Linked DNA regions of Homo sapiens: region 2 is linked to region 1. Evidence: chromatin contacts called from ENCODE Hi-C or POLR2A ChIA-PET data. All regions are on one chromosome and are shown on one strand. Each heading gives the region's core, a stretch centred on a gene start or an enhancer-like site at or near the end of the contact. The rest is flanking DNA. Distances are from core to core; before and after follow the strand shown.

Region 1 (7,327 bases), core at 2,348-4,847:
CCAGATGAGGCGGGTACCAGGAAAGGGGTTTCTCCACCTGCCAGACAAGCCTGTGCAGCCCCCTCACCCTGGTGGGTGCTGCCTGCAACCAGCCTTCTGTAGGCACACGCGACCTTGAGGAAGGAGATGCTGGGCTTGGCAGGCTGGCAGGAGAGAAGGTATGGTCTCATTGCCCTGTGAGCAGTGTGGGCTCCGGCCTGTACAGGGCCCACTGCACAGGGCCTATCTGGGAGGCAGAAAACAAGCCCAGATGAAGAGTCACAGAACATTTTATTTGAAGGGAAACATCTGCAGGGAAGGCTGAAAGGAGAATTGATTCAAAAGTTCTTGCAGAAGCCACAGGAAGCCTGGGAAACAGAGACGTGCGGTGTTGAGGAAGCAGCAGCTGCAGCCCCGCTGAGACCCTCAGGCCATTTCTCCACCAGGAATAGGCTTGACCTGTATTCCCCCACAAGAAGCAGGATGGCAGACAGGGGGGCAGCGCCCAGGCACAGCGCTCTTGTCCTTCCTCCACCTGTGCCGCCCAGACACACCTGGGCCCTGAGGAACAGCCTGAGACAGCACTGCCATCTACAGCCCACCTGGCTGGCCCCACAGAGACATGGGTCACCTTATCTCTGGTCCGAGGTGCTCTCTTTTCTACAGCCATCTGAGCAGAAGCTAGCTTTGATGTCTGTTTGTATTATTCCAAGGAGTGAGAGTGAGAACAGGCAAGAATTGTCAGGATAACTACCAGAACAAAGCGCTCTGGGAGCCTCTGCTCAGAACCCTGTCTCTGAGGAGTGAGGAAGGAACCACAGTCCGCTGCTGCCTAGGTCTGGCCAAGACTGACCCAGATAGATAAGAAGTCCCTCTACAGAGCCCTGTTTCAACCCCAACGTCCTGCCAAGCTGTGCAACTGTCCTTGCCGCCAGAGTTATTTGAAGCACCCAATCAAAAGCAACACTGTGAAATTAGGACACCCTACCCCAAGTAGCCCTTAAATAGGGAGGTCCTCTCCTGCAAGCTTGTAGTTGCCATTGCGGCACAGGACCTGAGACGTGGGACTGCCACCTGCCCCCTCTCTGACAGCCTGCTTAGCTTGCAGATCTTTCTTTTTTTTGAGACGGAGTCTCGCTCTGTCGCCAGGCCGGAGTGCAGTGGCGCGATCTCAGCTCACTGCAACCTCCGCCTCCCGGGTTCAAGCGATTCTCCTGCCTCAGCCTCTCAAATAGCTGGGACTACAGGAGCGCGACACCACACCCAGCTAATTTTTGTATTTTTAGTAGAGTCAGTGTTTCACCATGTTGGTCAGGATGGTCTCGATCTCTTGACCTCGTGATCTGCCCACCTCGGCCTCCCAAAGTGCTTGGATTACAGACGTGAGCCACCGTGCCCGGCCTAGCTTGCAGATCTTTAACAAAAACTCGTAATTTCCATATCATGGTTGTGCCATTGAAGCCAAGCCTGCAATCTGACCCCAATGGCAAGGCCTATGCAGGTGGGTTCCCTGCTGGTGTTCTCTGTTGGGGAAGGCGCTCCCAGCTAAGTTAACAGAGAAACAAGGAGTTTTGTTCAAGACACCTGAAGCAAAACCCAGACTGAAGGAAAAACCCAAACCTTACTCCTCCTCACACTCCATGTTACACATCAATCTGTGGTTGGCAGCCCCCAAGCCCTGGGGCAGGCCGGAGGCCCATGGTGAGCTGCTGTGCAGGCAGCAAGGAGGAGACAAGAGGCAGTGAGCAGGCCCCAGGCTCCCCTGGAGGCTGAAGACAGAGCGGGTAGGAGCTGGGTCAGCATGCTGAGTTGGCCTTGCTCCTGTACCCTGACCACTCCTTCCGCACCTCTGTTGTCATAGCTCTGAGGCCCATGGAGAACCTGGTGCAAGGCCTGCTCTTCCACTTGAGGCATGACACGGAGAACGAGACAAGCTCCAGCAAGACGTGGCCTCTGCCTCCGAAGTGCCACAAAAAGCAATGCCCAAAGCCAGAGGAGCGGAGGGTCCCTGCTGCAGCCCTGCCGCCTAGAGTCGGGAGTCTGCCTAGCCCGAGGTGGCCTCCTCCGCAGGGCCTCCTCCCAGAGCTCAGGATGCCATGGAGCCCTTGGTTCTGCTGGGACCAGAAAAGGGAAGAAACAGAATCTGTGTTCGACGGCCTGTGGGTCGGTGGGTGGGGGTGCTCACGGACACGAGGGCCTGTGCACAGAGGGACAGCTGGCATGGACGCATAGACAGAAACAGACAGCGCCTCAGAGTGACCAGAAGCAGAGGAGCACGGCCTCCGGAGGACGCGGCGCCTGGGCTCACCGTCACGGAGGGCTCCGTGGACCTCCTGTCCAGTGACTTGGCTCTTCGGTGTGGAGACAGGGGGGAAGCCGAGGCGTCTGGGAGAGGAGCTGGGGGGGCTTCATTGGTGAAGTCCTGTGGCAGAGAGCAGCCGCTGGTCAGTGCAGCCCAGGGCAATGTGGGCATGTGAGGGACGAGCTGGTGCTGTCCACCCCTCCAAGAGCCGCCAGGGCCTTGCTCCTGGCGAGGGGCAGTGATCTGCCTAGCCACCATAGCAAGTCTGCAGCAGGGCCAGGACAGGACCCGGGTCCTGAGATGCCCTGGTTGATAGAGCAGCCTTTTCTTTTGGATTCCCAGTCACTGTCACTTTCCTGGCCCCACCCCATCCTCCAGCTTCTCTGGGTCACAGAAGGAAGAGCCCTGGGCTCTGTGGTGGCAGGTGGCAAGCTGTGGGCCAGACAGTAGGCACTAGGCACCTTGTGAACAAGAGAGAAGCCAGGAGAAGATGAGCTTAGACTTGGCCGGCTACAAAAGCAGCAGGCGGGTGCCCAGGAGGATTTCAGAAGCCGAGTCTACCTTGGGCTGAGTGGAGAAACGAGGGGTGTAGTTGTACTGAAAGAAAGAGTTAGGAAGGTGTGACATTCAGCCTTGTTGCTGGGCTGTCTCAGATAGGAAGAGAGTGATCCTAATTAAATCTGGGATCTAAAATGCATGAGAATATCCTTCAGCAGAGACGGAGAAGGCTCTGATATGAAGCTGCAGGAGACAGGCCTGCTCTCAAGAAGTCACTATGCAGAGGAGGTGGTTGGAGAGAAGCCTGGCAGGAGCACATCCCAGGCCTGTGTGGAGGGGACTTGGCGCATGGGGTGCATGCTGACCCGCCCCCGAGCCACCCCTGAGGTGCTGCCCAGCCCCAGGAGCTCACCCGCTTCCTAGGGAACGCCCTCTTCTCGCTGCGGCCCTGGCGTGTGTCGCTGGATGGTGAGGGCCCCACTGCATTGGTCTCCATGTGCTCTGCCTTCTCAATGTCCAAGGCCTCAAACTTTTCAATCACCTGGGACCTCCTGCAAGAGAGGACACGAGGCCCTGAGGTGGCAGTGAGGTGAGCTGTGAGGTGGCAGTGAGCCGACTCCTCCCATGCCCGGCCTGGCCCGGGCCTGATTCCCCTCAGGCTTGCACAGCACCGAGGTTGTCTAGACACGTGCTCAGCTGACCCGAGCTCTGCCTGCACCCCTCCACGGCCCTCCCTCCCATCAGGCCTGCGCTTGCCCCTACCCTCTGCCCCCGCGCTAGAGGCCCTGCAGGCTCTGTGGTGCTGACCCACTCGGCATTCACACAGCTTGGCACCCGGCAGCCTCTCCTGAGCCACAGACATGATCAAAAGGCAACCACCACCACGGAAGGCAGCCTCCATTCTCATTGCATCCCTCATGGATCACAGTGCACCCCCCACCCCAAAATTTAGCAAGGAAGAGGCCCAGGAATTAACATTGTTTCTGCCAACAGTAAAAGGAATCAAAGACCAAATTAAAACAAAAACAAAGCAGGCTGATTTCATGTGAAAGGGCTGGCGGCCTCCTCAGGCTGTCTACGGCCGGAGACGGAGCTTAGATGGGGGCGAAGCGGGTGGAGGAGGCGCAGCGCCACCCAGCGGCACAGCAGGAGAGCGCAGAGGCAAGACCTGAAAGAAAACAAGGCTGGGAAATGAATACATGGAAGAGCGCTGCTTTTTCAAATCAAATAATGGTGAACCAAAATTATCCAAAGAATTAAAGAAGCAAAAACCCAAGGTAATCACTGAAGAGGGAGAGAGACCATGATTGTCCTCCAGCTGCAAGAAGTCACCCTGGTGGGGTCAGAGGTGGGGGACGCACCAGCTGAGGCTCAGCTCACAGGGCCGGGCCTGTTCTCCCAGGGGCACCTAAGTTACCTGGCGGGGAGGGTGTCACTGCTGCTCTGGACAAGAGGATAAGAACCCAGAGGAAGTGGGTGAAGGGCTCCCAAGCCTGGAAGCCTAATTATCTCCACAAGGAAGAGAGGAAACAAGATCAATTCCTGAGACCCCACCTCCCCCAAGAGGCCAGCTGCTTCTCAGGGAGTGCGAGGGAAAACTGGCTGCCTAAGGCGTCTTCACCCCCGGAGAGAGGAGGGCGAGGGCCCCGGGCTCTGCTTCCTCCCTGCGCTTAGACACAAAGTGTCTTCCTCAGCTCAGCTTCCTCCCTGTGCTTAGACACAAAGTGTCTTCCTCAGGAAAGAAGCTTGTGCCGGGCCAGCCTGCTAGAACCAGCAGCGGAGGCAGGCGCTGGGGTAGGGGAGCAGCAGAGGCCGCGGCATTGTGAGAGCAGGAAGCTAAGGAAGCTGCTGGAGTTCCAGGACACCCAGGGAAAGCTTGGTAAGTGCAAGCCAGGCGTCCACCACACTTGAGCGATTGTGGTGGGATCTTGGTGAGATTCAAGGCTCACCAACAGGCCACTTCCAGGATGAGGGCTCCTCTGCCCAACACTGGGGCCTAGAAAGCCCCAGGAAAGCAGTGAGGAACTGCTGGGCTTTAACCTCATGCAAATCGCATGCCGTGGTACTGTGGGGATCCAGACAGAGGAGTCGTGGTGGAGAAGAGGAAAGGCACTTGCTACAGTCACTCTGCATGGGGGCCTGGGGAGATCCTGTAAGACCACAGGCTCGCACACTGGCTGCCCTGATCTACTGGGCGAGGTGGAAAGTTATTACTTGGTGCCCTGGAAGCTGCAGGTGGGACAGCAAGCACCTTACTGGTCAGCACAGAAAACGGGGCCTGCACCCTGCAGCTCCAGGGTTCCCAGGGCACTAACCGCTGTGCTGAGGGCAGGGGGGTTAGGGCTACATGGGGAGCTGTCCTTGCTGCCAGTCACCAGCAGGCCAACCAGGAAAACAACTTCCCCCACTCAGCAGCCAGAGGTGACTCACTATCCAAGAAACACTCTGGAAGTCTGAGGAACGGACACATCGAAGCCCAGAACCGGTCAGGTTCAGATAGGCTTGCCTAGATGACTGTGGCTTGTCAAAAAACCAACCCTGTGGTCCCAGCAGTCTGGCTCCTGGGCACACCTATTGTGGCTGCCATTTCAGGTAGGTGTGGCCAAGAATCTCTTGCCAATTTGGAGATTCTGCTCTAATCAACCAGGGGACAGGAATCCAACCAAGCACAGGGTGGGCTACTAGGGATCCAGTGAGCAGGCCTCAGAAAGCGACAGCAGCCAATCAGATGTCACCAGGGTCAGGAGAAAGGGATGCTGCAGTATTAGTATGCAGAACTGGTGGGGGGTGGGGCCAGCACCAGGTGAAAACCCATCCCCGTGTGGCAGTGCATGCAGAGTACAAAGCCCCAGAGACTGCACCTGTCCCAGGCGACAGGAGACAAGAACGAGTTCAAAAGGAGTCTCTCCGAGAAGAAGCCAAGCCAAGCAGGTGTGCTGAATGCTAATTCTGTGGTCTGGCGCTAAACCAGGACATAGCTGATCCTGCTCTGGAGCCACCACGACACACAGCCTGCTTGCCAGCCAGCATGAAGCCTCCCCTGCCCACCCACTGGCCTCCTCCTCTCTCTAGCAAAACCCTTTACTTATATATTTTCTTAATTGCTTAAAAGAGCATCCTTGGCATCAGTCCTGGATCACAGGATGGGAGCAGGGACTTCCTGGCTAAGGCCCCACTGGGATCTGCACCAGCTATCCATTGTTGAGAAGTCACCTACTCCTGAGCCTCAGTTTTCACATCTATAACTGGGGGCGGTAGTAACAGATCCTCATCAGGCTACTATGAAACATTAAGGCAGCCAAGTGCTTAGCAGAGCACCCTGGGGCACTAGGCAGGGGCTGGGAACCACTTGGCTGCCCTTCCTTTCCCTAGGAAGTCAACGTGTCATTTTCCTCTCACCAGCAGTATCTCTGGGAGATGCTTCCTTATCCTGGAGACTAACCTGCAGGCTCACAGGCCTTTTCATCTGGGACGTTTGGAAGAGTGGGTGGGCTGTCAGCCAATGGTGGGTGCTCAGAAGAAAAGGGGGCAGGATGTAAAGACACTTCCCTCCACCTGCCCTTCGAGGCACGGGAGCCCATGGCTGCCTTCACCTGTCCCTCCTGGTAGCGTCTCTAACTCTGAGCTCCAGGTTGTGGCTGGGGAAGGGAGGACACTCTGAGAAGACTTCCAGAACTATGGTTTGAACCTCTTTTCTGGACAGTGAACCTTGGGAACCTAATGAAAACTATGGGTCTTCTTCCCAGAAGAGTGCCTAACCCTAACTCTCTTCTGGGAAGAATACTGTGAAATTGTTTTATTGAGGGGGCAGGTCATCATGGACCTCCAGAAGTCTGTAAGTCTATCCATAAACCTGGCTGAGGAACCCTGCTGTCAAGGCAAAGCCTCAGTATACAGATGCAGGGGTGCAAGCCTGATTGAAGGCGTGCTTGGGCACTTGCGTCTGGATTTGGGCTTGGAGGCCTCAGAGGACATCCAACTCTTTCTCTAGTTCTCCAGGAAACTCTGGAGAACAAGGGCAGGGCAGGGCATGGGCCCTCATCTTCTTCGGCAGCAGTCAAGTTCTGCACCTGTGCCCCTGGTCCCTGCCCTAGGCCCGGATGTCCAAACTTTCTCTCTCTCCAGCCAGTCAAAGTCTTAGAGGGCAAAAAGCAATGCTCCCCTGGAGGGCAAAAGCAATGCTATTTGGTGCTCAGCTGCTTCACAGGTTGCCTCAGGTTTCCTGGGGCTGTGGCTCCCCAGGGAGCATGTCCTTGAGAGAGGAACCTGTGCTGCCCCCACCTTCCTGGGCATGCCTGTCTGCCTCTGAACCTCTCAGTGCCCTTTGCCCACCCTGGGACTGCCAGGGTGAGGAGCGCCTCTGTCACCACATGTAGCTCTAGGGACTCCCTGCCTCCATGCCACTTCAGAGAATAGAAATGGCCCAGGAGGAAAAGATCCAGCCCCACAAGGACCAGGCAGCTGAGAACCCATCAGGGAACCTTAAGGTCCCAGTCCTAGGAGGCACTGATGTGAAAACTGCTATTCTTGGCGTCGACCTCTGATGCT
Region 2 (7,206 bases), core at 137-2,636, 40 kb before region 1:
CTGGAAAGTGCTGTGGCTCTTCACTTATCTCCCTCTTCACGCTAAGTGTCGCCATCACACTCAGCCCTGCTGACTCCCTGTGGCTTACCCTTGCCAGAGCTGGTGCAGGTACAGGCTTTACTGAGAAACTGGAAGCTGAAGGGATGGGCTCTAGCTCAGGGTCTGCCTGATTCTACCAGTTTCAACCAAAAACCTGAGCAACGTGAAACTGCAGGCTGTACCCCATCTACTGGGAAGTCGCCAGCTTAGGCTCAGGCACACTCTGGCACTGTCCTGGAGACTCTGGTGTGATAGACTGGGGACTGAGCATGGGCTGGTCAGCTTGAGGCTCCCTCCAAAGCTCAAGGGAAGGGGGAGCTCCACTGTCCCCCACCCCACCCAGCTCTACCCAGAACAGACCTGCTTGTTTGCTATATTCTGGAGCTATGTGTCTGTGTAAATAAATAAACAATGTGATTTTTAAATACAGGGTTCTGCTGCTAAGCATTTTAAAACTCACTGGTCCAGGCCGGGCGCGGTGGCTCACGCCTGTAATCCCAGCACTTTGGGAGGCCGAGGCGGGCAGATCACGATGTCAGGAGATCGAGACCATCCTGGCTAACACAGTGAAACCCCGTCTCTACTAAAAAATACAAAAAATTAGCTGGGCGTGGTGGCAGGCGCCTGTAGTCCCAGCTACATGGGAGGCTGAGGCAGGAGAATGGCGTGAACCCGGGAGGCGGAGCTTGCAGTGAGCAGAGATCGCGCCACTGCACTCTAGCCTGGGCGACAGAGCGAGACTCCGTCTCAAAACAAACAAACAACCTCACTGGTCCAGGTGAGCCTCACCTCAAGCAGTTGTCACAGCTTGATAATTGTGTGTTTCTGAGAGGGTTTCTTTGGAAGCCTGCCACAGAGAGTGGCTGGGGGAATGGGGGGAAAATCCATCTCCCATTCTGAGCCCAGATGTACCTCAACACCCATGCCTGCTTCCAGGTGCCCTTGGGGGGTCCCTCCCCACAGAGTGCAGGGTTCTCACAGCAGTCAGTCTTGCAGAGGACCTGGGTAGACATCTGGTCACCATTGAAGGGGCTGGGGCCAAGCCAGGCAGGCAGCCCTGAGCCTAAGTGCTACTCAGAGGCAGGCCCCGGAGCATGGCTGGGGGATGTCACTGACATCCCGGTTCCTGCTTGTTGGGGACTTTCTGTCAGGACTGTAGTGAGTTTGATCACTCCTAAGGCCTGGGTTTGCTCCTTGCAGGCACTGCGTCAGAAGCCCCAGATTCCTGCTACAGCAGGCCCAGGGGAGGGGAGCGCCCTGACAGCCACAGCACCCAGCATGCTCGCTACTGGCTCCTGCCCCAGTGACAAAGGGCAGAGCTCAGGCTCAGGTGATGCTGGGCTTGCTACAATTCCAAGGGTGGGAAGTAAGTGAAATCCCCTACGTTATTCCCACACTGGCTGCAGGAGGCTGTTTCTCTCTCTACGTCCTCTGGATTCTCTCCCGGTGGCTGCTCAGCCCAAGGCTCAGCCAGCTCCCTCTGGGGTTCATCTCCCCCTAGGCTGTTGTCTCCACTGAGTGCCTCCTGTAGCCCCACATACTGAGCTGACCACAGACACGGGGGCCCCTTAAGAACCCCGAGGGAAGCATTCTCTGGTCTCAATCCCAGAAAAGGCTGTGCTGCTCCTAAGCAACTTGCTGTCTTTGATTTTGTAGCAGCTGAGACTTGCGGTCCTTTCGAGCGAGGCAGGACAGAAAAACAGAACAGAACAAAAGACACAGATCAGTGCACATCAGATGCCACATCAAAAAACACCACTGAGAAGTACGGTTTCTGGGCAACTGCATTTCCATCTTCTTGAAGGGTTGGGTGGAGTCTTCAGATACAGTTGAGGAAAAGGATGACACCCACCCATGCCTGTGCCTCCTAATGTCTCCTGGGAGCGCGAACACGGCCCCATCCTGCCCTGTTGCACCACAGACATCTAGGAAGTCCTCGACTTTCTGCTGGGGCCAGCAGGACTAGCCCTGCACTCCAAGGATTTTTATTACGGAAACCCAGCCAAGCCAAACATCAACTTAAAAACACATAAGGAGGAGGACCCCATCCTGGGGTTTCTCTCCATCCTTTTCAGTCTGCCCTGGGGCCCAGACAGTCTGCTCCCTCATCCCTGCTCTGGCTGGTTCCCAGCCACTGTGAGAGGCCCCCACCCACTCACTGCACAGAGTTACTGTCAGGGGCCCGTGGGTGTTGCACAGCCTCCCTGGAAGGGTCCTGTCAGTGACAGCCGGTCCCATGTCACTTATAGACATGGTCCAAAAGCCCAAATCACTAATAGTGAACTTCAAACTCCTTCAAGAAAAGCTCAAAGATACTAGCTACAGTTTAGCCTCAAATAAGTAGTAGAATCTTCAGTAAGAAAACCGTGAACCAAAAAAGAACAAGTTTCCTTTTGCTAAACAAAACGTTATGTTTAAAGAAAAATGCCCAAGCTAAGTTTTCAATCAAGCCTAAACCATATTTGGGTATAGGGGACTTAGAACTGTAGAAAAATAAAACCAAACTGACTAGGCTTAAAACCTTCAACTCTTTAACCAAGCCTCAGGATGAAGTCCTTCGGACGGCGGGGTGCTGTGGGTGTGCCTGAGAAAGGGCCAGCATGGGGAGGAAGACGTGGTTCTTGCTTTCCTCCATGTTCTCATTCCGGGATGAACGAGATCAAGCTACTGAGCCGGCAACTACTCATTCTCAGGGTGTCTCCCACCATGGGCCCTCCCCCACCTCCTCTCTGGCATAGGGCCTTCAATGGCACCTAGTGAGAAGCTTTTGTTTTATTAAAAAAAAAAATACTGGTAAATATTTCGCCCCTATTGCTTGTAGTTATCACGCTCTTCTGAACCATCTTCACCAAGCTCTAGTCCTGGTTTATCCATTCCTAGAATGACCACCCTGTTAGCCTTGACAGACAGAGGCCACTAAGTGGCTCACTAGGTGGGCGAGGCCTTTGGTGACGGTAGACTTCACTTGCCAGTGTGGACATCTGTAAATTCCACCTCGTGACAGAGGGCAAGACAAGTGTCCCCTGAGGGGGTGGAGTGAGTTCAGCCGTTGTGCACAGATTATCCAACATGCATGCTGATGGGTGCCTGGCTCTCTGCCTGCCCACCAGGCTAGAGGAGCACCTCACTGCCAGGGTCATCTCTGTTAAGAGGTTAGAGTGCCAATTAACTCCCCAGAGCAGGTTAAAGAAACCTCACTTGGATTTGGTATGTGTTTGTTGGAGCAGGATGAATTGAAATAAAGTAACCATGACACAGGCGTTTGCCATGGGGGTGTGAGCAGTGCATGCAGGCGGTGGGAGAGGCGGTTTACCTCCTGCATGGGCCGGGAAGCGGGTGCATTTCAGGTATCCCACGAGACCTGCTCAATTACGGACTGTCAGAGGAGAGAGCAGACATGAGACACACAACCAATCCCAAACACACGCGGTGCCGCTCCCACCTCCGCCCGCCCTCCTGTGCATGGCTGGCTCTGGACAGCACACTAAAGATGTACTGCTTCCTGGCTGGGGAACAAGAGCAGGCAGCATCATCTCTTGGAGGCGGCACCAGTGTCACAACAGTGATGTGCAAGGAACAACACAGGCACAGCTGACAGCAGGCCGACATGAGCAGGGCTGGGTGAAACCTGGCCTCGAGGCAGGAGCTGATCATGCCAAGCACTGCTCTTCACAGCCCTGGCCTGTCAGTGTCATTGCCAGGAGGTGGCTCCAAGACAGACACAGAGCTCAAAGCCACCAGAACCAGCCCAGCAGGGTGAGCTCGGGCTGGCTCAGTGCTGGGCCCTGGGGCTTTGGCAGCTGTGGCCCATGGGAGCACTCATACTTCAATTTGGGCTACTCTCCCCAGTGTCCCTCAAGCCCCTCCCACCAGGGGGCTGGACCCCAGACTCACCTTGGACCTGATGTTTCTGAGTTGCCGGGTGACACAGGATCTGTCTTTCTTCAAGAAGTCAGGGTTGCTTTTAGATTTCATTATATCTGCGGTATATAATGAAAACAAACAGACCTGTTACCTTTGCTTTCTAAAACCCTCTGGAACCAGACTAAATCCTGAAACATTTCCCAAGCTTCCTACTGCAGCATACTTAGGACAATTCCTTAAACAACTCTAAGGGAATTCAAAGCCAATAACCATAAAACATGCTAGATCTCTTCAGACCACCATAAAACACCAGCACAATGGGAGAATGTGTATGTGGGGCCCCGCCAGGGCTTCCTGCACTGTGACTGTAGCCCACAACAGCATTCCCTTCAAAGGGACTTGGTCCCCTCACTCTGGTGTGGGACCTCAATGCTGAGCAGACCCCTACCCCCATTATCCATGATTCTCTACCTTCCTCCTGGTAGCACAGGGCTGTCTAAAGCAAGATGATAAGGCCAAGGCCTTCTCATTGTCCACCCACCCAGATAGCAGTCCTTTAGGCTTCTTAGAAATGTCTACTTAAGTACCTGTAACACAAACAGATACTGAGTCATATCACACATCCTGTGCATGTGTGGGGTTTTTTGTTTTGCTTTTTTTTTTTTTTTTTGAGATGGAGTCTTGCTCTGTCGCCAGGCTGGAGTGCAGTGGCACAAACTCAGCAGCTCACTGCAACCTCTGCCTCCTGGGTTCAAGCGATTCTCCTGCCTCAGCCTCCCGAGTAGCTGGGACTACAGGTGCGTGCCACCATGTCCAGCTAATTTTTGTATTTTTAGTAGAGACGGGGTTTCACAATGTTGGCCAGACTGGTCTCGAACTCCTGACCTCGTGATCCACCCGCCTCAACCTCCCAAAGTGCTGGGATTACAGGCATGTGCCACCATGTCCAGCTAATTTTTGTATTTTTAGTAGAGACGGGGTTTCACAATGTTGGCCAGACTGGTCTCGAATTCCTGACCTCGTGATCCACCCGCCTCAACCTCCCAAAGTGCTGGGATTACAGGCGGGTGCCACCACGCCCGCCCTCTGTTTCTTTTAAGAGACAGATTCTTGCTGTGTTGCCCAGACTAGAATGCAGTGCCTATTCACAGGTGTGATTCCACCACAGGTCAGCACAGGTTTTTTTTTTCTTTTTTTTTTGAGGCAGGGTCTCATTCTGTCACCCAGGCTGGAGTGCAGCAGTGTAATCATGGCTCACTGCCATTTCCACCTGCTGGGCTTAAGTGATCCTCCCACCTCAGCCTCCCAAGTAGCGCTGGGACTACAGGTGCATGCCAGCAGTCCCAGCTAGTTTTTTTGTATTTTTTGTAGAGACAGGGTTTTGCCATGTTGCCCAGGCTGGTCTTGAACTTTTGAGATCAAGTGATCTGCCCACCTAGCTTCCCAAAGTGCTGGGATTACAGGTGTGAGCCACTGCACCTGGCCAGCACAGGAGTTTTGACCTCTTTCATTTTGACCTGAGCCAGTTCACCCCTCCTTAGGCAACCTGGTGATCCCCTACTCGCAGGAGGTCACCATATTGATGCCAAACTTAGTGTGGACACCTGATCGACTTAGCTTTGTGTGTGACTGCCTAGAACTCCTGGGCTCAAGTGATCCTCCCACCTCAGCCTCCTGGGTAGCCAGGCCTACCACCAAGCCTGACTACTCAAGGTATTTATGGAAAAATGAAGTCTTCCTCCCAGCATCTGTCAGTACATAATCACTATTCCTTGCCTGACAGAAAAAAAGTTGATTTTTTCTTTTTTGATATTAGTGAGCTAGCACATCTTTTCCTGTTTGTGCGTCTCTGTATAAAAAATCAAGATGAAGGTCAAATGAAATTATGTATAATCTGGCCAGGTGCAGTGGCTCACACCTGTAATCTCAGCACTTTGGGAGGCCAAGGTGGCTGGATCGCTTGAGCCCAGGAGTTTGAGATCAGTCTGAGCAACGTGGTGAAACTCTGTCTCTACTAAAAATACAAAAATTAGCCAGGTGTTTTGTGGTGCACTCCTGTAGTCCCAGCTACTGGGGAGGCTAAGGTGGGAGAATCCTTGAGCCTGGGAGGCGGAGGCTGCAGTGAAATCACGCCATTGCATTCCACCCTGGGCAACAGAGCAAGACCCAGTTTCAAAAAAAAAAAAAAAAAAATTACGTATGAGCTGAAAATGCTTGATAAAATGTTAACTCTTTCATCCTTCCTGCCATCTATTTTTTACAGGGTACCTAAATGTTTTTAGCCAAGAAAAAAAGGGCCAGTTCTGTTGTTCATTCCAGAAAGCAGGGAGCTCCCTCCCATTCTCCACTCTATGGCCTTTTACAGATATTATAGTCAAATCCTAGGATCAAGCAGCTAGTGAGAGCTACTTCTGCCCAGTGGTTGAGTTCTTTAGAAAAATAAGACTTGTTATTATTTCGAAAATATTATGCTGATACTATGGGTTCTCCCTAGAGCAATCAGCACAGCATCCACTGCTGCGATGGGGAGAGCAAGGCCTGTCTGGGGCAGCCGTGTGAAGCTGGTGCTCCTGCTCCACTGGGATGCCTGGGTCTACAAGCATCACTGGGACTCTTCTGCTTCAAGTCAAGCACCGGGAAACCTCTACGACCAAACCCCCATAAGCCCCCCAGCAATAACCGAGAGGGCATGACCCGAGGACGCACCATATCCGGACACCGTGGCACTGTCAGGGGACTTCTCCCCCAGTGCTTCCGTTGCAGCCTTGAGCTGCTCCTTCAACCTGCTGATGTCACAGTCAGCCTTAGCCTTCGCGATGCTGAGCTCTGTGTAGATGTCTTTGTACTTGTCACTTGCGTACTTCTTGTCCTTGGGAGTGAAATGACAGAGAATGGTAGTTACATCCAGGAAAGAGGAGCACATACAACATGGCCTGTCTTCCTGGGGACTGAACACGGTAGGGAGGCTTGCTGTGGGCGGAAGAGGAGGCTTGTTCACCTCTGTCTTCTAGAGGCAGACAGTGGACAGAGAGGAAAAACCACGGGGCCTAAGGACACGGGCACAGCCATCAGGACATGGCAGGATAATCTCCAGGCCCGGTGAGTGCAGGAGGCAGTTCCGGGATTGCCCGACCAGCCTGGTGTGGCCCTGAGTGCCCAGGCCCCTCCCTTGTGGGCTTCAGCCTGGAAATCCTCTCTGTGTCCTAGATTCCCTAGGTGACTGAGTGACCACCAATGATTCTGTCATCTCCCCTGACTCCAGGAGTCCCTGGAGGAGGCTGGTGGAAGCCAGGGGGCGGCTCA

The links. Hi-C counts contacts between places; a loop is a spot of excess contacts on that map. ChIA-PET counts read pairs that join two places held with the same protein, here RNA polymerase II (POLR2A). Pooled maps may share reads with other maps.
Region 2: a map of naive thymus-derived CD4-positive, alpha-beta T cell shows a loop between it and region 1 (1.9-fold over the local background). The contact joins two enhancer-like sites. A Hi-C loop is called at or near these places in 12 of 168 maps with a recorded cell type or tissue (CD4-positive, alpha-beta memory T cell, GM12878, cardiac septum and 8 more), 4 of 37 single-sample maps with no recorded cell type and 11 of 50 pooled maps. POLR2A ChIA-PET finds 5 or more read pairs at or near these places in 15 of 52 experiments (CD4-positive, alpha-beta T cell, CD4-positive, alpha-beta memory T cell, PC-9 and 10 more).

The regions. Positions count from the first base shown.
Region 1 is chr17:17,138,630-17,145,956 of GRCh38, reverse strand. It overlaps MPRIP (myosin phosphatase Rho interacting protein), which reads right to left. Exons shown (of 24, transcript NM_001364716.4): 8 at 3,192-3,330; 9 at 2,288-2,401. Among named protein-coding and RNA genes, the nearest start is that of PLD6, 64 kb to the left of the region's middle. RefSeq lists enhancers at 2,912-3,453, 3,454-3,996, 4,697-5,287, 7,246-7,327. Within about 2 kb of position 3,597, at least 6 of the 41 ENCODE cell types and tissues checked have a DNase peak (open chromatin) inside an H3K27ac peak, as active enhancers do.
Region 2 is chr17:17,176,816-17,184,021 of GRCh38, reverse strand. MPRIP (myosin phosphatase Rho interacting protein) reads right to left here. Exons shown (of 24, transcript NM_001364716.4): 22 at 6,610-6,772; 23 at 3,934-4,019. It also overlaps the pseudogene RN7SL775P. Among named protein-coding and RNA genes, the nearest start is that of PLD6, 26 kb to the left of the region's middle. Within about 2 kb of position 1,386, at least 6 of the 41 ENCODE cell types and tissues checked have a DNase peak (open chromatin) inside an H3K27ac peak, as active enhancers do.